Regions from separate parts of the Homo sapiens genome. Here region 2 is linked to region 1. Evidence: chromatin loops called from intact Hi-C (ENCODE). Cell type or tissue: K562. All regions are shown on one strand. Links, peaks and the distances in the headings refer to the core of each region. The heading gives the core; the rest is flanking DNA.

Region 1 (11,886 bases), core at 2,025-10,024:
GACATAATTTTTTAAAGAAAATATTTTTCAATTCACTTCTGATGCATCTCTCTTAATTGTTAAGCAATTTTTTTCCTGAAGCCTGCATATCATCAAGGCTAAGCCATGAGGCTTAGTGTCCCAGGGAAGAAAGGGCAAGTCCCGTCTAGGGTAGGGAAAGAAAGCAGAAGGAAATGACGTAAGGGTGAGTTCCCACCAGGGAGAATGAGGAATCTGAAGCCCTTCCAGGAGAAGTGGTGGTAATAGAGAGAGATTTGCAGAGAAGGAGGCAAAGAGAAGACGCTACCTGAGTCTCTCAGAGACTAAGCACTGCCTCCACCTTGGGCCTTACACTGGCCAGAAGAACATAATCCAAAATAAGAGAGAAGCTGAAAGTGAATGGGGCTTGTGCCACTTCTCTGAAACTGTGGAACAAGACCATCTCACAGGGTATTCCTTTGTCAAGATGTGACACAAAGTGTTCCACGTCTCTCCCAGTTCCTTTGTAGAATGAAGGGGATTCAGATGGTCCAGTGGGCTCTCCCACTGAGTGACACAGAAGCTAGTTGACCACTGAGGGCCAAGAGAACTGCCATATGGCTGGCAAGGCTAGTGTGAAAGTGATCCGTAGCAGAGACCACAGAATGGACATTCCAGGCCAGAATTGGATGGAGAATATGGAAGAGGATTAGAGCATCTGCACAGCCAGCAAGGGTCAATGTGGAGCTCAATCAGCGAAAAGAAGCCTACCAGCTCCTGATCAGGCCAAAGGATAGGCCATGAGTTATGTCAGCTGCAGCCTTCAACAGCAGATGCCAGCAGGATGCCTGGAAATGAGATGATTAATTCACAATTCTGAGGAGGTCAGCATGAACACAGACAACAGCACAAGGACCATCACCTGAACCAGCCATCCTCCCCTACTGCCATGAGGATGGGTAAACCTTCCCTATGCCTCTAGAGAAAGGATAAGAGAAAGGCTTTCAAAGAAGAGAAACAGCTCCTCCCCACACACACAGCCCTCATGAAAATGGGGCCTTGAGACTAAGATGAGAGTAGTTAGAGAAAATAAAAGCAAACTACCTTTTTCTTTTTGCATATTTGAGAGATTCTATGTACCTCTCTACTCCGCTTCAATAGTTATTATTATGGTCCTCATTGTATATGGGAAGTCTGAACATGCAAAAAAAGATTATAGTACAATCTAAATACAGTAACTGAGCTATACACAATATACATAGAGCCCATAGAAAAGGCAGAAATTAGCTACATATATTAGTTTTATATTGCTGTATAACAATATTACCACAAACTTAGCAGGTTAAACCAATACAGTTTTACTTATCCACAGTTTTACTTTCCATGGTTTCAGTTACTCATAGTCAACTGTGGTTCAAAAATATTAAATGGAATATTTCAGAAATAATTCATAAGTTTTAAATTATGCATCATGCTGAATAGCATAATGAAATCTTGCACCATGCCGCTGCCTCCTGCCCAGGACATGCATCATTCCTTTTTCCAGTGTATCCACACCATATATACTTCCCATCTGCTAGGCACTTAGTAGCTGTCTCGGTTATCAGGTCAAAAAAGCATAGTATATGCGGGGTACAGTACTATCCACAGTTGCAGGTACCCACGGGGAGTAGGTATCCACGGGGGGTAGGTATCCATGTAGCTGGGTCCTCTGTAAGGCTTCAATCAAGGTATTGGCCAGGGCTGGGTCCTTATCTGAAGGCTTAACTGTGGAAGAATCTGCTTCTAAGCTTACAAGGTTGTTGGATGCATTTAATTCCTTGTTGGTGGTGGACTGAGAGCCTCAGTTTCTTCTTGCTGGTGTCAAGTTCCCTGCCACGTGGGCCTCCCCAACATGACTGCTTGCTCATCAAAGCCAGCAAGGGAGTTCCTCAGCAAGATAGATATTAGAGTCTTATGTAATGTAACCATGGAAGTGATATCTCCTTTGCCATGTTTTATTAATGTGAAGCAAGTCACACATGCTGCTTACACTTAAGGGGAGGAGATGAAGGGTGAATGCCAGGAGACAGGGTCATGGGAGTGCCTTAGAGACTGTCCACTATACTAGGCAAGGTGGGTGGCTGGGGAAGACATGCCAGATGTGACTTCTCAGAGGAGACACAATCTGAGCTGGCTTTTGAAGAAGGTTAAGAGCCCCAGAATTGCTTGGCAGCCCCAGAACCTAGTCAATGTTTAGCGTTATAGGAGGAAAGAACAAATGTTTGTGAATGACAGTATTGACATCGGGAGAAAAGTCTGGTCACCCTTATAGGAAAGAAGATTGTATTTTACATGAGGCAAAAACAAGAAAAATAATTGTCAAATCTCATCTCAATAGCAATAAGTAACATTAAAGCCCTTCTAGCAATATTAAAATGGGAGAGGTCACTGCATTAATGTCTCAGCAAGCCTCACCAGGAAAGCGTAATGAACATCAAGGGCACTGAAACGACAGGAGATGATCTAATGCAGGAAGCTCCCCAAATACTATATTTATACAAATGATAAATAGGTTTCAAGAAAGGAGAAACCAACTAATGTTGATGACTAGGGAAATAAATAATATTAGAACTTTACACTGCAGTAGCATCTTTCATCTGGGATCCTAAAAAGCTTTAAGAGTAATTAAATTTGGGTGCTGCATCAAAGTAGACCCATTTTTAAAACAAAAATATGGATTTTATGCCCTTCAGCAGATGTAGCACTGAATAGTCTCACAGATAATGAAACAAAACCTGGAGATTATTTTCTCTTGAAGAATGTTTTATCATTGTTTCCAAGGTTCTAAATTTGTAACTAGCTGAGTCTTACGGAAATGCAGGGTGGAGCCACATTTCTTTCTATATATTGGAAAAGAGGCAGCAGTTTCAGCCCAGGTGGAGTGTGTGGGGATTGGGGGTTAGAAGCAGTCCCCATGGAAAACCCACCTAGGGAACAGGAAGCAAACATTGGGTCGCCCTTGACATATGAAAAAATGACATGACATTTGGAAAGCATCCATCTGTGTCAAACTCTGTTCTGGTTTTCAAGTATCATTGTTGGAGTGCCTCTGAGTCTCAAAAGCCTTCTGTGTTTCACATTGTTTCCGTGTCAGAGACAAGTCCATGTTTAGTTACTTGGGAGCAAGCCTCCATTCCTGGTTGGTGGTCTCAGTATGCTACCAGATCTTGCCATCTTACCATTTGAAGCTCCTGTGACCATGTTGAACCCACTCGCAACCTGGGTGTGTCTGTGGGAAGCCTGCATCTCACAGGGACATTAACACCCCTGCTGGGAGACTTAGCGATTCAGACAGGAAGTTTCATCCTCAAAATCAAGTCTCATATGCACCCTTCCATGTTCCACTGTGCCTTCAAGATGTGTGAATCAGCTTGCTGCTTCGGCAGCAGAACGTGGAGACAGCTTTCCACCCCCGGTTTTCCACGGGGCAATACACGGACCATCGTGTGAGCTGGCGGTGCAGAAGCATAAAGCTCCTTGGCCATCATTCCGTTCACAATCATTCCGTTCACAACAGGGCCATGCTGCATCTGGGGAAAGGCCGGTGATCATGTGAGCATGAGTGGTCATGGTCTATAAGGAGGATACAAAAGAATCTCGGAAATAGACACCATTTATTCACCAGTTCCTACTAGAAGAAATAAGTTTTGAGCCCTTCAACTAAAATAATGTGAAGAAATATTCCTGAAGTTAGATAGGCAGAGGATTAGGAATGTGGGAAGATGCTTGACTGAAGGTTCAACCGATCTCCTGTGTTTAATTTATTAATATGGAGTTCTAGCTGGGCATCTGATACTCAAAGACAAGGGAACAAAGCTTCACAGCCTGTTACAGCTTTGGACTTGGCCCAGGCTCATGCCCATCTCCAAAGCGGTCAAGTCCTATTTGTCCTATAAGAAGCACCTGCTGGCCAGGAGCAGTGGCTCACACTTGTAATCCCAGCACTTTGAGGGGCCAAGGCAGACAGATCACGAGGTCAGGAGTTCGAGACCAGCCTGGCCAACACAGTGAAACCCTGTCTCTACTAAAAATATGAAAATTAGCTGGGCGTGGTGGCGGGAGCCTGTAATCCCAGCTACTTGGGAGGCTGAGGCAGGAGAATCGCTTGAACCCGAGAGGCAGAGGTTGCAGTAAGCTGAGATCGTACCGCTGCACTCCAGCCTGGGTGACAGAGCGAGACTCCACCTCAAAAAAAAAAGATGCACCCGCCGTTGACAACCTCCCCAGGCTTCTCATCTATGAGTCATCCACCCTCCCCAAACTCCTCACCATTTATACATGCCTCCCTCGAGACCCTCATCCCTGTGTCCATTCAATTTTAGCAGTTTATGTACACGTCATATCCTCTTTTCAATCAGAAGTAACTCGAGGGCCCTCGCATTTTGGCTCGTATATACTAAGTACTCAGTAAACACCTTGGAAAATGAGTGAATGGCTGTTTAATACCTATTAAAATACAGAGACCAAACGTACACTCGCCCCTCCGGATCTCACTTGGGGAGCAGTGCCTTTGTGCTCAGGAGGGCTGCCATGTTCCTAAATACTTCGGAATACACAGAATTCTGGTATGCTTTCTAGAGACCAGATATACCCAAGCTTCAGCCCAATTTCAGTTTTTAAAAACAGGATCAAGAGGGCCAGATGTGGTGGCGCATGCCTGTGATCCCAGCATTTTGAGAGGCCTTGGAGGGCAGATCACCTGAGGTCAGGAGTTCGAAACCAGCCTGTCCAAAATGGTGAAACCCCATCTCTACTAAAAATACAAAAATTAGCTGGGTGTGGTGGTGCACACCTGTAATCACAGCTACTCAAGAGGCTGAGGCACAAGAGTGGCTTCAACCTGGGAGGCAGAGGTTGCATTGAGCTGAGATTTTACCACTGAACTCCAGCCTGGGTGACAGAGTGAGACTCTGTTTCAAAAAAAAAAAAAAAAACAAAACAAAACAAAAAACAGGATCAAGATTTACGCCTTCCTGAAGAAGTTGAGTCTGGGGTCACAGTCATTAGTATCATGCTTCATAATGACCTTAAGCCTCTTTCAAGTGTGTGATATTCTATTAGGTTGATGCAAAAGTAATTGCGGTTTTTGCCATTCTTTTTTTTTTAAAAAAAAGGCAAAAACCGCAATTACTTTTGCATCAACCTAATATATGCACAGTTTCATAAGCTCTCTGAGGGCAGGACTTCTGTCTATTCTGTTGATGTTATTGTTACCCACACACACTACCTTGTAAGGAAGTCTGCCCACACTGGGCAAACATTAACTATTGACTAAGCGTATCATTTTATTTTAACACAATTAGGAAGCCCTGCATTCCAAGGAACCCCTTTAGCCAAAAGCTGCTGAGTTAGGTCACCAGACTCAGCACACACCTTTTCTAATCTGCTTCTTCAGTCCCTATGAGCCATACAATGCATTCTCTCCTGCCTAGAGTTGGCAATTTCAATTATTTCTTTTCCAGAAAGAAATAAAAGTGTCTGGACTGAAATAGATTTCCCTGTTTGGAAACTAATGCAGTGAGGGGTCTATTTGTTACAAACACTGATAGGCAGCCTTCTCCACAGAGGTGAGCCGTCCTTTCCCATGGGCTCCTCTTTGCTCCTTCCTCTACAGGAATCCATCTACTCTGGTTCATGTACAGAAGGTTACTGTGGTTTTTCCAGGAAACTGCTGCCTGATGAGGGAGGCAAATTTTCTGTGTACAAATTTGAGGACCATTTGTGCAGAAACAGACATAAGTAACAGAATATAAGCCATATTAATGTTTTTATGACTATACTTGGGCCTTCTCAACAATGGTTAAGTGTTGCCAAACTAGCTTTACTTAGTGTTGGCAGGACAGGAGCTGTAATATATAGTTCTTTTTGTCTTGGCAATAAGTCTGGCACTCCTGCCAGAATCTACTCTAAAGGAAATGAACCAGAGACAATAAGTCCATTCAAATGCACTAGCGATTTCTTCCAGCAGGGATTTTTCAATTTCTAAGTTGATACAAATTTTAAAACCACCTATTTTAAGTAGGGAGTGGGAGTTTTATTTTCCAAAAGAAGATGTTATATTTACCAATGTATTTCTGACATCTGTCCGCAACAAGAAATATTATAGTGCCAGGTAATTGAGAAGGTGTCAGAACAAAACAAACATAAAACAAACAAAAACAGAGAGAGATGTATTCCTTTCAAAAGGATGTAAACACAAAATATAATTGATGGGCTTCATTCAGTCAGCCGTTTAATTTGCGGTGTTTAAGTACTTACATAAAATGACATTACTGCTGTGCTATTGTCTCGCTGGTTCCATGCATTTTATTTATGACCATGTGTCTTTGTGAGTGAATAAAAAAATGTGGAGTTGCTAGCAGCAAACCTTACACATTTCAAAACCCAAAACCAAGAAATCCTTGAAGGACCACCTATAAAAAAAAACTTTGTTAACACAAGGTTCAATATTTGCCTGGGTTGGCACAATCCTACTTGGAGGGGAAAAAGGAGGCGGATTTTTCTGGCTTTAGGAGGCGGGATTTCAGGTAAACCACTGTGAAGGTGCCTGTCTACGCCTCTGAATTCTAGAGCCTAGAGCCCCCTGCTGGCTGAAGGAGGAAGAGACCTGAATGGACCCGATGGCCATCATTTCAAACTCCTCATTTTCCCCCCAGGTCATTCATTCATGCAGCAAATATTCGTTGAGGCTTGCTCTGTGCCAGGCACTGTTCTAGGCTCTGGGGATAATCTGTTCAACAAAACATACAGGTCTTTGCCTTACTGGAGTTTACACTGCAAAAAAAGAATTCAAATGGCCGGACGCGGTGGCTCACACCTGTAATCCCAACACTTTGGGAGGCCGAGGCGGACGGATCACCTGGGGTCAGGAGCTCGAGACCAGACTGGCTAGCATTGCAAAACCCCATCTCTACTAAAAATACAAAAAATTAGCCGGGCGTGATGGTGCACACCTTTAGTCCCAGCTACACGGGAGGCTGAGGCAGGAGAGTCACTTGAACCCCAGGAGGCAGAGGTTGCAGTAAGCCAAGATCACGCCATTGCACCCTGGGCGACACAGCAAGACTTCATCTCAAAAAAAAAAAGGAAAAGAAAACCAAATAACCATAAACTATAATGTCACATAGAAATTGATACTAACAGATAAACTATGAATCACAGCACAGCAGGGAGAGGAAGTAAAGAGTGATGGGAGGATGATGTATTTTTAGACAGAAGAACTGAATAAATAAAATGAAGAAGAGGGAGAAATTGGTAGGAGGGGCTTCCAGGAAAGGGGCGGAGCGAGTGTGAGAGCTGGGCGGGGGTCAGGGAGTGCACGGAGCAGTTAGCAGTGCAGAAGGCCCCGGTAGCTGAGCGATGAACCGAAACTTAAAAATGAGCTGAGCCCAATGATGCGGAGCCTTACATGGTAAGAATTTTGGATTTTACAGTAATCCACGGAGAGGCTTGAACAGAGAATTAACTAAATTTGCTTTCCATTCTAAATAGACCATTCTGTGTGCAACAAGAACTAACTGCGAGTGTGAAATCTGAGAGGCCCATTTTGGAGGCTACTGCCATCATATTTCAAACAATTCAATCAATGAATTTCACCAAACTGAAATTCCTGCTGTTTACAACAAGGTTCAGAGAAGAATAAAATATCTTGGTCTCTGCCCTCAGAGAGCTTTCAATCAACTTGGGAAAATAAGATAGGCACACTTCAAATTAAACTTACGAGAGACAGTGAAGGATTGTTCTGGCTTGTACACAAGAGCAATAATAATGAAGATGAAAAAGGTGGTGTCACCAGCAGCCAAGCACCAGCTTGAGGCAGTTTAGCTTCATGGTTAAGAGCACAAGCGCTAGAGCCAGGCTGCTGGGGTTCAGAATTCTGGTGTCATTTACTAGCTGTGTGACCTCTGGCATGTGCCTTGGTTTTCTCTGTGCCTCAGTTTTATGACCTGTAGAATGGATCTAATAATAGGACCTTCCTTATAGGGTTGGTATGAGGAATAAATGTGTGTCAATGTTGTGTAGAAGGTGTTTACATCAGTGTTAGGTAATTTACCAAAACTACTCAAAAGGAAGAAATGTCTCCGAAATCATTATTACTGCAGTAGGTCAGATGTGGTGTGATAGTGACTTACATATCAGTTGTGGAAACAAAATAAAAGGGGCAGTATTTCTGGAAGGTTAACTTAGAAGGTTTGATGACAACAAGATGGTAAATGAAGCATACAAAGGGGTTCAAGATGAACATGAGATCTCAAGCGTAATGATTAGGAAAACAGTAGAAAGGAGAGAAAAAGAGAATTCAGGATGGGAAATTGGTTTGAGAGGCAGGGCAGGTTGGATTTCAGGCATACTGAGTTTGAAGTGGACAAGTGATTAGAAATGTCAGACTAGGGCTCAGAAGAGAGATCAAGGGTATCCTTATGGATTGGAACCTCTTCCTTTGGGGGCTATCTTTGAAGCCATGGAGATGACAGATAACTAAGACAGAAGTGGCTGAAAAAAAAGAGCTCTAAGAATGAAATTTAGGAGACATGACCATAGTTATGGATTAGAAAAGAGGCTGAAGAGGCCGGGCATGGTGGCTCATGCCTGTAATCCCAGCACTTTGGGAGGCCTAGGCAGGCGGGTCACCTAAGGTGAAGAGTTCAAGATCAGTGTGGCCAACATGGTGAAACTCCATCTCTACTAAAAAAAAAAAAAAAAAAAAAAAAAAAAATACAAAAATTAGCCGGGTACAGTGGCAGGTGCCTGTAATCCCAGCTACTAGGGAGGCAGAGGCAGGAGAATTGCTTGAACCTGGGAAGCGGACATTGCGGTGAGCCGAGATCACGCCACTGCACTCCAGCCTGGGCAACAGAGTGAGATTCTATCTCAAAAAAAAAAAAAAAGAAAAAGGAAAAGAGGCCAAAGAGAGGAAAGCATCAGAAAATCAGGAAGAGACATGTTATTTTAGCAAAAATATTGAGAAAGATGGAAAAGCCACTGTCAAACACTACTAAGAGATAAAGGATAACTAAGTATGCCTTTGGAGGAGATCATTAAGAAGTCATTGATGGGCCAGGCAGGTGGCTCATGCCTGTAATCCATCCCAGCACTTTGCGAGGCCGAGGCGGGTGGATCACCTGAGGTCAAGAGTTCGAGACCAGCCTGGCCAATATGGTGAAATGCTGTCTCTACTAAAACTATAAAAATTAGCAGAGTGTGATGGTGCCCGCCTATAATGCCAACTACTTGGGAGGCTGAGGCAGGAGAATCTCTTGAACCCGGGAGGCGGAGGTTGCAGTGAGCTGAGGTCAAGTTACTGCACTCCAGCCTGGGTGACAGAGCCAGACTCTGTCTCAAGGAAAAAAAAAAAAAAGTCATTGATGGCATCAAGAAAGAGTTTCTCAAGTGCAGCTTATCCTAAGGGTCTCTGCTAAATGTTTGTCATGAATGCTGTGCTGTGCCACCCAGATTTCTCCATCAGGACCCAAGGTGCTGTCTCCCCGGGGAGGGTTGTAAGCTGACAGCTCCCAGCGGCTCGGCTGAGGAAAGCCATCTTGCCCAAGGTCGTGCCCGCATCCTGGGGCAGCCTGCAGCAATGGCTGGTTGACTTCGGGGTATAAAAGCCCAGTTTCTTCCCAAAAAGGGACAACTCAAAAGGGCCATTCCAGGTTTCGAGCCATGGAGTCAGCTAGGGCTGAGTCACAACACACTGTGACTGCACTGCCGCCAGCCTCCCCTTCCCCACACAGCGTTGACGCCAGTGAGAAGAAAAGACCCCCAGGACACTTTAAGCAGCAATGCCAATCTCTGAGTCGGGATCTGCTTCCCCAGGAACCCAGAGGCCACAATGTATTAGAAAATTCAATAAAAATAAAAATGATAACATCAGGGAAGAGTTTTGGCACAAAGAGATCAATATAGCATTTAACAGGCCAGGTGCAGTGGTTCATGCTTGTCATCCTAGCAATTTGGGAGGCTGAGGCACGTGGATCACTTGAGTTCAGAAGTTCAAGACCAGCCTGGCCAACATGGTGAAACCCCCATCTCTACTAAATTACAAAAATTAGCCAGGAGTGGTGGTGCATGCCTGTAATCCTAGCTACTTGGGAGACTGAGGCACAAGGATCACTTGAACCCAGGAGGCAAAGGTTACGGTGAGCTGAGATCGCCCACTGCACTCCAGCCTGGGCAACAGAGCAACACTGTGGAAAAAAAAAAGAAAGAAAGAAAGAGAGAAAGAGAGAGAGGGAGAGAGGGAGGGAGGGAGGGAGGAAGGGAGGAAGGAGGGAAGGGAGAAAGAAAACACAAAGAAATAGTATTTAACAGATAAATAAAAATAGTTCCTTAGAAATAGAAATTCTGAAATTGAAAGGGTCAAATTGAGGGAAGTGAATAGGAATGGGCTTTTCTCCAGGACCCCAAACCTATCAGACTTGCAAAAAATGAGATGGTGCCATTTACCTTTGGTGAAAATAGAGTGCTGGGTTTCCTAACCCGATTGATGGTGCTGTCACCGTATAACCTCACAATCTCTTTTAATCTCTGCACTCTTGTCACTTTGCTGCCATCTGGAGAGAGGATTAATTTGATTTGTCCCCCAAGGAGATTAATGTATCTGATTGGATTCCAGCACACGGAGGGATACCATTCTCTAACCCATCAGCACTGTCCATGGCCAGGGTGCAAAAGCCCATCCCACTTCTCCCAAGAAAGAAGCAGCTCTGAGGATCCCGAGACACTGTGGAGATGATGCTTGCAAAGTTCACTTTCACATTGCGCTGTCTTTCTAGCCTTCCCAGTGTTGAAATATCTCTCCATACGCCCAGTGGACCTTCCCATAGCCTATGGGGGTGGGGCAGGGGAAATTCACTGCTTAAGAAAAAGAATGTTCTTTCATGCAACCAAATGTACTATCCAACCCCTCAGATGCTTGGAAAGGCAGGGATCATGCCTGTTTGTTTACCTCTGTACCCCAAGAAACCAGCAAAGTGCCTGAACACACAGAAAGTGCTTGATTGTTGAATAAATGATCTAAAAACTGGTGCTAGGTGGATCACGAATGAAGTAAAAGAAACAATCAGTAAATATAAATGATAAAGATGGCTAGAGACAGTTTGGCTCTGTGTAAATTATGACTAAGTTGGAGTCCTCTTCCGGTCACCTCAGTGAATGTCTCAGTGATCCAGTTGCCCATGGTAGATACTTAAGAAAAGCTCTTTGGACTGAATTAAACTACAATAAAACCTCATTGGTGGAAGCCCAAATAAAAAAGCATATTCATTGGTGCAAATACTTCAGAAGAAGGGACATTATTCATTATTCAGCACAAGGATATGAGAGTGACGAGGAAGAGAAAGACAGGGACAATTTTTAACAATGAGAAGAAAGGAATCCAAAGGTGGGGAGTCTAAGGAAAATGATCGATTATCCACATTAATGGAACTATTCGGTTTAAAGCTTCAAGAATTGGCCTGAGGGACCACCATGAAATTTGCTATCTCAATTAATCCTTGCAAAGTGAAAATAATACATGTTAGCTGTTCTCACCATTCTAAGGACTTTACATGTATCCTCATTTGATCCTCTCAAGAACTCTGTGTGTTAAGTTTGCCAGTACTGCCATCCCCATTTTACAGATGAGGAAACTGAGGTCTAGAGAACTTAAGTGACTTGCCCAAGGTGGCACAGCTGGTAAGTGCAGCCATGGGTCTTCGAACCTGGACAGTCTGACTCCAAGGCCATGCTCTTAACCTGTTCACTGTATCACCTCCTGCAAGGACAAACATTCCACCTTCTTTTCCCCTCTTCAACCCACAGGTAAGTTCTGTATTTCCTGGTTTTTAAACTCTAGAAAGAATGCTCTTGAAGAACAACCATATGACACTTTTTAAAGTGCAATTG
Region 2 (11,886 bases), core at 1,213-9,212, 440 kb after region 1:
TTTTGTATTTTTTGGTAGAGATGGGGTTTCACCATGTTGACCAGGCTGGTGTTGAACTCCTGGCTTCAAGAGATCCACCCATCTCAGCCTCCCAAAGTGCTGGGATTACAGGCGTGAGCCGCTGTGCCCAGCCATGCCCTTATTCTTGATCACCTTCCCTACATTTGGAGGGGTTATGGAGACATAAAGTGTGCCTAAGATCCTGATAACAGAGCAGATGGTTTATTTTTTGTGGCAAGGATATTTTGTGGCAAGGATGTTTTGCATTGATCAGTTGCATTTAATAAATTAATTACTTTATTTATTCAATAGGAATTTACTAAAGTCATGCTATACGCTAGGCACTGTGGAGGGACTGCAGAAAGACTTCAAGGACTGCACCGTCTTGTTAGAAAGATGCCTAGACAACATTTGAGAAACGCTGATCATGTCTGATGACACATAACTGCTAACAGTTACATGGAATTTTCTATATGCTATATACAAACATACAAATATATGTATGTATATTTACTCAGCTCTCACAACAGCTACTACTGTTATTATGAATCCTGTTTTATAGTGAGAAAACTGAAACATGGAGAGGTTAAGTAATTTGCCCAAGATCACATAGCTACTAAGTGGTGGAACTGTGATTAGAATCCAGGCATTCAGGCTCCAGAGTTCATACTCTTCACATACCACATCTATCTTGAATATAACAATGTAGAGAAAAAGAATTATAGCAAGCATATGTCTAGGTAAGCATTTTCCAGAAGTGACTGTTTTTTTGCATTGGGTTTGTAAACTTTCAACAATAAAGCAGGTTGGACTTTATATCAGTCAAAGCAGAATATTCTGATGTCACCTTCCCCAATGTTTAGGATGTTAATGAGAATTGCTAATCCAAGAGAAGAAAATAATCTCATCTAATTTGGGTAAGTCAATTATTTGAAAGTAGAAGAACCACCCTTCCACCTCTCTTGTTCTAAGGAACCTCTGGGGGAAGTACTGGAAAAATAATGCTTTCTAATAAGCCCAATAGGGCTTTTGATTTGTAATAACTATTTTAATAAGTATCAGTTCAATTCCTATTATTTTTAAGAAGTTCATTGAATGAATTAAAGAACAAATGAATGAGCAATGCTTTAGGCTATAGGCTTTCAGAGGACGTAATTCTATGAAACAGACTCAGTGGTATGCTGGCACCAGCTCCTACTTGCGTCTCTTTTCAACTTTGTGTTCAGTGACTTTGCCTTGGTAGCTTGACATCAGCCATGGTGGGAATATTTAAACTAAATAACTGAGAAAATGATTCATATTAGAGAGCTTTCTTTTTTCCCGGGAACTAAGTGTTAAACATTTACCAGCACACCACTGCCTAGACTTGTTAGGAAATTCACAAGTGAGAAGAAATTCTGTGATTCCAGGAGATGAAAGAGGGAAGTGTAATGAGAATATCAACTTGAGTATTTTATCCGTTGCTTTCTTTAATTGGGTCATTTCAGAGGGTGGGTAGATTTTGTTAAGACAGTTGAAATATTTAGGTAGGTAGAGGGGTGAGTGCAGTTGAAGAGTAAAGGCTGTTTGGGGCAGACAAAAGAATGATAGCACTCTTTCAAGTGCTCTGCCACCAGCAGTAAAAGTCGGGAGAAGGACCTAGCACCAGGACACGTGATCTGTCCGGCGTAAGCGAGTGCTGAGTCAAAGGCCTGCAATTCAGGCCCCTGCTCTGGGGCACGGTCAGTTTCAGCCAGGCCCAACTCTCTTTCCCAGGTCCATGGCGTGGATGGCACCCAGAATCCAGCAGGGGAGTGCTGGTGGATACACCTGGGAGGGCCTGGTGGAGGATCATTTGCGTGCAGAAATAAGGAAATAGACATATTTGAGCTGGAAGAAAATCTTACATGTCTGATCCAATTCTCTCATTTCACAGATAAGGAAAAGGGGCCCCAAAGAGTGAAGAGGGGATGTCCTGAGGTCATGAGGCTGGCTTACAGCAAGGATCTGGACCAGACAGCAGGGTGGGACCCTCAGCTGTCCCCATACTTGCTGCTTGATATTGGATAGGTTATTTAGGCTCTATGTGTTTTCTCATAAACACATAGAGGTTAGGTAAAAATGGTGGTGTGAGAATGAACTAATACATGTAAAGAGCTTGCATGTAGTAAGCTCTCAATAAATATTAATAATACTGGGCACAGTGGCTCACACCTGTAATCCCAGCACTTTGAGAGGCCAAGGCGGGTGGATCCCTTGAGGTCAGGAGTTTGAGAACGCCCTGACAAACATGGTGAAACCCCATCTCTACTAAAAATACAAAAAATTAGCCAGGCATGGTGGTGGGTGCCTGTAATCCCAGCTGCTCGGGAGGCTGAGGCAAGAGAATCACTTGAACCTGAGAGGTGGAGGTTGCTTTGAGCCCAGATCATGCCACTGCACTCCAGCCTAGGTGACAGAACCAGACTTCATCTCAAAAAAAAAAAAATTAATAATATAGAGCCCTTGTGTTGACACTATTCTCTTTTACAGCCAGAAAGAGAGAAAGATTACAGAAAATAAAAATATATTAATATATTAAAGGCATAATACTGTGAATTAATACTGATTAATTCAATATACTATTATATCAAAAACCAGGATACTAATAATAAATAATATATGGAAAACCACCATACACATTGGTAAAACATTAACATTTTCAAATCTCCAATCCAAGAATTTTCCCCAAATCCAGATTGTGCAGGTATTTTAGTGAATGATTCACCCTACAGAATTACTTATTACATTTTTCTTTAAACTTCAATGGATTTGTAGCTGAATGAGGGATCAGGTAATCACCAGACATCTTGGAAGGGCACATGATCCCTCAGGCCTTTTCTTGGAGAATGTTTAAAGAAACCTCTTCCTTCCCATTAGGGAGGCCGACCATGAGTCCCTTTGTGTTGACAGTGAAGGTGTCTGGGGCTACACCTCTTTCACATGCTCTGCCACCAGCAGTAAAAGTCAGAAGGCCCTGGCACAGGGCACACCTGATCTGTTCGGCATAAGTGCTGAGTCAAAAGCCTGCAATTAAGGCCAGTGGCTGGGAGGAGGCCTGGTCCCAGCCTCTCCTTGATTTGCCTCACCCCACCCAAACACAGGTCATGTTCATCATCTGCTAGCCAGCAAGGAAGATGTGTGGGGTACAGGTTACAGGGACTGAGCCCGGAGCCTGACTTTCTGGGCTCTACCACTCGTTGTCTTCATTTCCAAAGGCAAAGCACTTGACCTCTCTGAGCCTCCATTTCTCATCCATAAAATGGGGATGATGATAAAAGTGACTGCTTCATAGGATTGTTGAGAGGATCAACTCAAGTAATATGTGAAAAGTGGCACATAATAAGTACTCTGTTTCATGTTTCTAATTAATTTTATTTTTTTTAGGTTTTTTACTGTGGTAAAATATATGTAACATAAAATTTACTATTTTACTATTTTTAAGTGTAAGTGGCGTTGAATACATTGTGGCATTGAATACATTCACACTGTCATGCAACCATCAACACCATCCACCTCCAGCCTTCTTCGTCATCCCAAACTGAAACTCTACTCATTAAACAATAACTCCTCATTCCCGCTTCCCCTTAGCCTCTGGGAACCATTGTTCTTTGCCCATTTTTAAATGGAGGTTGTTGCTGGGTTGTGGGAGTTCTTTATTCTGGATATTAATCCTTTACCAAATAGATAATTTGATTTTTTTTCCTATTCTGTGTGTTGCCTTGACTATGTCCTTTCATGCACAAAATATTTTAATTTTGATGAAGTCTAGTTTACCTATTTTTTCTTGTATTGCCTGTGTTTTGGTGTTAATTCCAAGAAATCATTGCAAAATTCAATGTCATGAAATTTTGCCCCTTTCTTCTAAGAGTTTTATAGTTTTAGCTCTTATGTTTAGGTCATTGATGACTTTGAGTTAATTTTTGTTTATGATGTAAGGTAATGGTACAACTTCATCCTTTTGCATGTGGATATCCAGTTTTCCCAGCACTATTTATTGAAAAAAAGACTGTCTTTTCTCCATTGAGTGGTCTTGGCATCCTAGTTGAAAATCATTTGACCCTATATATTAAGGTTTATTTCTGATTTCATTGGTCTATGAGTCTGTCTTTATGCCAGGACCACTCTGTTTTGATTACGGTAGCTTTATAGCAAGTTTTGAAATCAGGAAGTGTGAGACCTTCAACTTTGTTCTTCATTTTTCTGGATGTTTTGGCTATTCTGGGCCCCTTGAGATTTGAGAAAGAGTTCCCTCTACTGGCAGATCTAAGACAGTCTGTTGACTCAGGTACCTGATAATTTTTGAAGATGCATTTAAGAAGTTAAACTATTGAGAATAAAAAAATCTTAGCTAGGCTTTATTTTATTTTTCTGATCGGTTAGAGACTCTTGGAGACTTCTCTTTCTTCTCAATCAATTTGACTGAGGTATAATTAAAAAAAAATAAAACATACTGATATGGCTTGGCTGTGTCCCCACCCAAAATCTCATCTTGAATTATAATCCCCATAATCATCATAATCCCCACGTGTCAAGAGAGAGACCAGGTGGAAGTAATTGAATCATGGGGGCAGTTTCCCCGATGTTGTTCTCGTGATAGTGAGTGAGTTCTCACGAGATCTGATGGTTTATGTGTTTACTAGTTCTTCCTGCGTTAATTTTCCTTCCTGCCACCATGTGAAGAAGGGGTCTTGCTTCCCCTTCGCTTTCTTACACGATTGAAAGTTTCCTGAGGCCTCCCCAGTCCTGCGGAACTGTGAGTCAATTAAACCTCTTTCCTTTATAAATTACCCAGTCTCGGACAGTTCTTTATAGCAGTATGAAAACAGACTAATGCATATACAGACACATACACCTAAGTAACCATCACTATCGCAATCAGGATATCAAATATTTCTATCAACCCAAAAAGTTCCTTTGTGATTTTTGTAGTCAGTCCCCACTCTTGATTCCCCATGCCCCAGGCAACCACAGGTCTGCTCCCCGTCATATAGACGAGTGTTGTCTGTGTTCAGATTTCAAATACATGGAATTGCACAATATATGCTCCTATGTCTAAATTTTTTTCACTTAGCATAATGTTTTCGAAATTCATTCATGTTGTATTTATCAGTAGTTTTTAGCATTGTATCGCACTGTGGTATTTCATTGTATATATCATCATTTGTTTATCCATTGACCAGTTGAACATTTGGGCTATTTCCAGTTTGGGGCTGTTTTGAATAAAGGTGCCAAGTTCAAGTCTTATTTGCAGACATATGTTTTCATTTCTCCTGAATAAATACCTGCAAGTGGAATTTCTGGATCATATTGTAAGTGTATGTATAATTTTATAAGAAATTGCCAAGCTGTTTTCCACAGTGGTTGTATATCTCACCAGCAGCATATGGGAGTTCCACTTCCTTCACATCCTTGCCAACATTTGGTGTGGTCAGTCTTTTAAATTGTAGCCATTTTAGTGGCTGTGTTGAGTATATGAAAAATCATTGTTAGGTTTAGTTGTTCTTCTCATAGCAAGACCTTGAAGCCTTAAAAATATATTTTTAAAAATTTTAACTGTAATAAAAAACACATAGCATAAAATTGATCATCTCAGCCGTTTTTGAGTGTAGTTCAGCAGTGTTAAGTATATTCACATTATTGTACAACAGCTCTCCAGAATGTTTTCATCGTTCCAAATAGAAGTTCTATACGCATTGAGAACAATAACACTTCATTTCTACCTTCGCCAGGAGACTTTTAAAATTACACTTTTTATTTTGAGGTACTTATAAATGTATATAGAGTTGTAAGAAATAATACAGAGATATCCCGTATACTTTTTACTCACCTTCCCCCAGTGGTAACATCTCACAAACCTATAGTACAATATCACAACCTATTGGAACCTTTTAAAAATACACACCTCTCAAAGTTGAGTGAGAAGTCACAGAAAACAGGCACCATTAGATCATGTCCTGTGCTCCACTGTCAATGAGACAGGGAGAATCTGAAGCATCAGAGGCTGTCCTAACCATAATGCCAATGAATACTCTGAGAATCACATTTCAGGGACCGCAAGAACCACTGATCCGTTAATATTGGCAACACCAACGCTTAGTGCTTCCAACCTGAAAATGCTGCATCTGGAATTTCAAATTAGGCATCCCTGATGAGAAAGTGAGATGCAGAGTAAAGGGCAAGGAGATGGTCAAAAGCAAGAGGTATATTCATTTAGACCTCTGCCAGTGGGACTGGCACTCGGCATGTCTTCTTTTCTCACCTAGACATTTCTGTCTTTCTGACTAGGAGTAATCATGGGTGGTGGTTCCGTTCAGGGAGAATGAAATAACTGTGGACCCCCAAGCTCATTTGAGCTAATAGCTTCAAAATACTTGGGTAGATGCCCAAATAAGTAATGAAATGGACTAGTTTTAGTTTTAGCTTTTTGTGCTTCCACTGCGCATCTCTGGTGGAGGGAAGGCTGAGCAGTGGAATGGCTAAGGTGCAGGGAGTCAGGGATAGGAAGAGAAAGACCCAGGTGATCTTCAGACTGGATAACCAGCCCCTGCGGGCTCTGGAGCTGATGGTAATGATAGGAAGCAAATCCTGAAGGTAAAGGTTATAAGACAGTCCTAAGGGCGGGAAGGGTGAGGAATGAAATCAACTGCAACGACAAATGTAATTTTTAAGATAACCAATGAGAAAGAAAAAGATGAAAATTAGCTTGATGAAAAATGGATATAGTGACTCTTTCCCCATTTCCTTTAGCATCTTTCAGAAGACGATCGTTTTAGGGCAGTCCCCACATGATGGTGACAGGACAATCACTCTTTTGGAGATCATTTTTGAAATTATGGCAAAGTCAAGGGCACCCGCTGTAAGTTCCTTCGCATCCTCTTCTCCATCTCCAGCTCTTTGCCTGTTCTGAGCTCCTGTCTCTGAAGAATCTCTCTACTTCCATTGTGAGTTCATCTCCCTGTGCCCTTGGTCCCTCCTGCTGCCCTAAAGTCTCGCTCTATCAGGAACGCATGCTCCCCTTGGATCTTCCAGCTCTCCTTTCCGGGACCTGCAAGCATGTTTGGATCGCCCCTTCCTTCAAAACACATGCCTTAGGCCTGCTCCCCAATCACCTTACCGACCTCAACCCCTCCTTCCTTTCATTAGTAAACGTTTTAAAAGAGTACTATCACCAGCTACCTGTCTCCTTGACCTTGGGCCAGCTGCTGGTCGCCTTTTCCCAACACTGTTGCCTGAGGGCTGTCAGCGCCCTCCCTGTAGCTGCGTCCCCGGCCTTTTCTCCTGGATCATCGTCTCTGTTGCTCTGGACACTATGGACATGTTTCTTTCCTGTGTCACCCTGTACTTCCTGGGATTTTGTGCTGTCACCCTTTTCCCTTTCTCCTTTTCTAGGACATCTTTGCCACTTCCTCTGCCCCACAGATTTAGGTCTCTGCAGAAGTTCACTTCTGGGTGTTTTTCTCTTATTTCCTATTTTGTATAGTCTTTCTTCCAATAGTCTCGTCTGCTTCCTCTGTTTCAATTAAAGCCTCTAAGCAGATGTCTTTGAGTTTCATTGGTTAGACCTTTCTAAGGTGCCTAAATTGTGGGGTCGTGTCAGGATGAGATTGTGCTTTTGATTGACCTTTGTACCCCCTAGCATAATGTCGTAAATATAGTAGAAGCTCAGATGATATTTGCTGAATAGCATTTGTATCCCCAAACTATTGGATGGTGGGATGTTGGGATCTCTCATTTTTTTTGTCTTTTTTTTTTTTTTTGGTAGAGATAGTGATATAGAAGTTAAAAAGAAATTGTTTAGGCAGATAGAAAGGGTTAGGAAGTCCTCAGTAATGTTTTCCTTTTAATGACTAGCAGCCCTCAAATCATTTCTTTTCTAACAAAGAGCAGCCTGTAACCTCAAGCTGCAGACATAGATAAGCAAGCTGGAAGCTTGCACCAGTAAATGCTGGCAGCTCTGCCAATAGGAAAAGGCTACCTGGGGGCCAGGAATGTTCAACATGGTGGCTCTAGCTTCCCTTTTCTTTGTCAACCAAGTGTACAGTAAGGAGCAGGCAACATGGCACCAGCCAGGTAGAGACCCCATCTGTATAATAAAAGATTAGGGTGGGATGGCTGGCCTCTTCGTGCACTACGCAAGTGTCACACTTGGTCTGACCAATCTCTTGAGCCCTGTGTAAATCAGACACTGCCTCCTCAAGCTCATCTATAAAACCCTGTGCATTTTACCACAAAACCGGAAGACCCACTCAGGTGCCTCCTGTCTCTGCAGGAGAGAGAGCTTTTCTCTTTTCTCTTTCTTTCGCCTATTAAACCTCTGCTCTTAAACTCACTTCTTGTGTGTCTGCATCCTCGATTCCCTTGGCGTGAGACAACAAACCTTGGGTATTTAACCTAGACAATGATGCTACTTTAATAGAATCTTGCTATGTTGCCCAGGCTGGTCTTGAACTCCTGGCCTCAAATGATCCTCCTGCCTAGGCCTCCCAAAGTGTTGAGATTATAGGTGTGAACACTGTGCCCAGCCGGGATCCCTTGTTTTGATGTCCTCTTGACATTGTGGTGAAGGGAAGCCAAGTAAATCTATAACCTTTCCCCTCCAAGACGCTGTCCCAAGAAACAGCCCTGGTTCAGGACAGTTGGTAGTCTGCCCTGTGCCAGTTCTCATAAATGACAGAGAAGCTTTCAGGATAGAAATCCTGGGAGTAATTGAGTCATGATTGGCACCCCCTGCACTGTTCCAAACTGACAACAAATGGGCATGGCAGCATACGCCTCTTCCAAGTGGCATCTAATTTCTCGAAGGTGACTTTACATTGCTTTACAGAGGCTGGCACACTGATTCAGGAGAGCCTACAGGGAGTCGCACCTGAGCCTGGTGCCTGACTGCAGCAGACAGCTGCCTAGTTAAGGCAAATTTTACAGTTAAATTGTGTTCTGCTTGGGAATTGGAAACTACTGCAGAAGGACAAATGCAAATGCAATTCCAGTGCAGGGCAGGAGCTTGTTAAGAGACAGCCCTGCTGCAAAACCTGAAATCTCCCTGGTTTCTGTTCAACTATTGCTTTGGGGAAACTCATGGGCCATTTTCTGAGGGGCTTTAAGGGAGGGAGGACAGAAGTAGCTTCAGTGCAATATGAATAACATGGGCTTTGGGGTGTGACCATGTCCATGTTATTACAAGCACAAGCATCAACCTGCCTGGTTTTAAATGCTGGCTCTACCACTTACAGGCTGGATAACCTTGGGCAAGTTACTTTAAATCTCTGAGCCTCAGTTTCCTCATCTGTAAGCTCTAAATAATAATACTTACCTTGTTAGAAGTTAAAAATACATAGATATAAAAACCTTAGCCCAGTGCTTGACATATAAGCCTTCAATCAATGCTAGCAATTTCACCATTATTATTACTGAATAATTGTGAGACCTTGAGCAAGTCACTTAACCTCATGGTGTCCTTTTCTCCATTTCTTGGGGGTGGTTTTGTGAGCATTAAGTAAAAAAAAAAAAAAAAAAATCTATGAAGCATTTGGCACAGGATGGGCCCTTCATAGGTGCTAGCTATTACTGTTATTATTATAAATAGCTGGATATAAACAAATTTGCTTCGCATACCTTAGGGTAGTGGGTACCTGCTGGTGAGGGCTCCCTGGAGAGCCAAATACATCCAAAAGAGCAAGAAAAGGACAAAGTCAGCATAAAGTTTAAGAGAAAAGGTCAAGTAAGACGGACCTGGTTTTCCAGTAAATGATCTGACCTCCCTCCAATGCGGCTTCCTTCTCTGTGAAATAGGGATCGCAATGACAATAGCCCTTCTGCGGAGTTGTGGTGAGGACCACCGTGCTTGTCAAGTGCTCAGACAGGAACTCTGACACACGGTCAGTGCCCATAAAATGTAGCTGTTGGTATTGAGAATGGTGGGCGGGCGGCAGGGTTAGTGCAGGATTATTGGGAAAGGGTTGAAGAGAGTGGGGAGGAGGGAAGGGGTGGGAAGAACAGGAGGGGGAGAGAGTTTTGCTGAACACCACCTAATAGAGATCCTAACTTGGAGGAGACAACCCTGTGTTTTGTCTGAGACTGCCTTTACCCTTCATGTGTCCCCTGAATGCATCTCTCATGGTGCCAAGAATAATGTCTTTTACAGAGGAGGTCATCAACAGATATTGATGGAATTAGAGGTTACCTCAGAGAGAGGATATGTGTTTGATCACTTCTTCAAGGTTCTGGAACTCAAGACCATGGTGTTCCAAAAAATGTTCATGTCTGGGATGGGTGTATGAGGTAGGGGGAGTCTCGGAATGCCAGCCATTCTTTCCCACCCATTACTGTGAACCAGAAGGATCTAATACATCTCCATGGGTAATGGTTTGATTCTTGACCAAAGAGGGTGGCACAAACCCAGAAGTGAGTCTTGTGAGAGCAACAGTCGAGCTCATTCAAAGTTCATTTGCAGCATATGCGGGGTGTCCCCACAACCTGGCAAGTCACAATTTAAAAGGAGACAGCAACACAGAAAGAAAGGAGTGAGTTTTACTCAGTGTGGTGCTGGGTGAGCCTGCACACTCGCAGGCCCGCTGCAAGAAAAGCTCTGTGAGTCTGGGATAGAGCTGAGTTCTACATCATCTGCTCATTGGCCAAATTGCAATGGGAAGGAAGGGCTGTTTATTTTCCTCCCAGAACAGGAATTCTCAGAAAATCGATTCTCCCTCATTGACAATGCATACTAAGTGATTGAAAGGCCATTAAACCCATTAATGGGGTGCTCTTTAAATAAAATAAGTCCCTAAAAGGGATCTTAGACTTGGCAAAGTCAGTAGAGCTGACAGTGTGCTGGGCCTGCCCAGGGACTGTAAATATACCAGAACAAATATAGGAGAGCAGGAGGGGGGCATGCAGACAGAGGATAAGGGAGGCAGTGACGACGAATAGCGTGGTGCACAAAGGACAAATGTTGCCAGACAAGCTTAATGGCTTTTATTTTATTTTTGACAGCATTTACAAAATGAGTAAATGAAGGGAAGTTTGCATCTTGATTTCAGTTAAACATTTGGCATTGCATCCCACCAAATTTCATGCACAAAATTAATTCAAATTGTTTTGGATGGAAGTGTGGTCACATGGGTGAAACTTGGCTGGCACTCCCTCCCTGAGCAGCAGGGGGAAGAAGGCGCCCCCTGCTGCGGTCAGCATGGTGGCAGAGCCTTGTTCTAATTCTCATCATAAACTGGGCTCCTCATTCTCTGGCTCCCCCTCTAATAATAATAATGATAATAATAATAATAACTTACATTAATTGATCACATACAAGTTCACGACATTTTATCTTATTAAGATAAAGTTAATCGGCCGGGCGCGGTGGCTCACGCCTGTAATCCCAGCACTTTGGGAGGCCGAGGTGGGCGGATCACGAGGTCAGGAGATCGAGACCATCCTGGCTAACACGGTGAAACACTGTCTCTACTAAAAATACAAAAAAATTAGCCGGGCGTGGTGGCGGGCACCTGTAGTCCCAGCTACTCAGGAGGCTGAGGCAGGAGAATGGCGTGAACCCGGAAGGCAGAGCTTGCAGTGAGCGGAGATCGCACCACTGCACTCCAGCCTGGGTCACAGAGCGAGACTCCGTCTCAAAAAAAAAAAAAAAAAAAAAAAAAAAGTTAACATTTCTCCGTAGTTCTTTTGGCCCCAGACATTTCTCTTTACTCTGTCTTCCTTTTTAAGCAGCTGTGTCGATCACCTCTGGGGACAAATGGGATAGAGTGTAGAGGATGTGGGGTCATGGGCAAATGTTTGGGAGAAACAAGAAAAGGCTTCGCTCCTCAGATGAGAAAGAATTTTTCGTGAGAGGCGATGTGAGCAGACAGGATGGAG

The links. A loop is a pair of places that touch in the nucleus more often than their neighbours do. Peaks named below come from ENCODE experiments on the same cell type or tissue, not always from the same donor. Only the 100,000 strongest peaks of a DNase experiment are listed, where the experiment ranks them.
Region 2: it touches region 1 in a loop (3-fold over the local background); 2 of 110 quality-filtered maps call a loop at or near these places.

Annotation. Positions count from the first base shown.
Region 1 is chr7:26,055,285-26,067,170 of GRCh38, forward strand. LOC105375199 (a long non-coding RNA gene) reads right to left here. Exons shown (of 7, transcript XR_927114.3): 3 at 6,259-6,413; 4 at 3,180-3,530. Among named protein-coding and RNA genes, the nearest start is that of NFE2L3, 91 kb to the right of the region's middle. In K562, for the core only: a CTCF peak has its summit at 6,587 (motif pointing left); a DNase peak (open chromatin) is centred at 6,597; H3K27me3 peaks cover 2,323 bases.
Region 2 is chr7:26,496,684-26,508,569 of GRCh38, forward strand. All of the region lies in intron 4 of LINC02981 (long intergenic non-protein coding RNA 2981), which reads left to right. Among named protein-coding and RNA genes, the nearest start is that of KIAA0087, 36 kb to the right of the region's middle. RefSeq lists an enhancer at 11,560-11,886. In K562, for the core only: a CTCF peak has its summit at 4,275 (motif pointing left); DNase peaks (open chromatin) are centred at 1,668 and 4,278; H3K27me3 peaks cover 1,638 bases.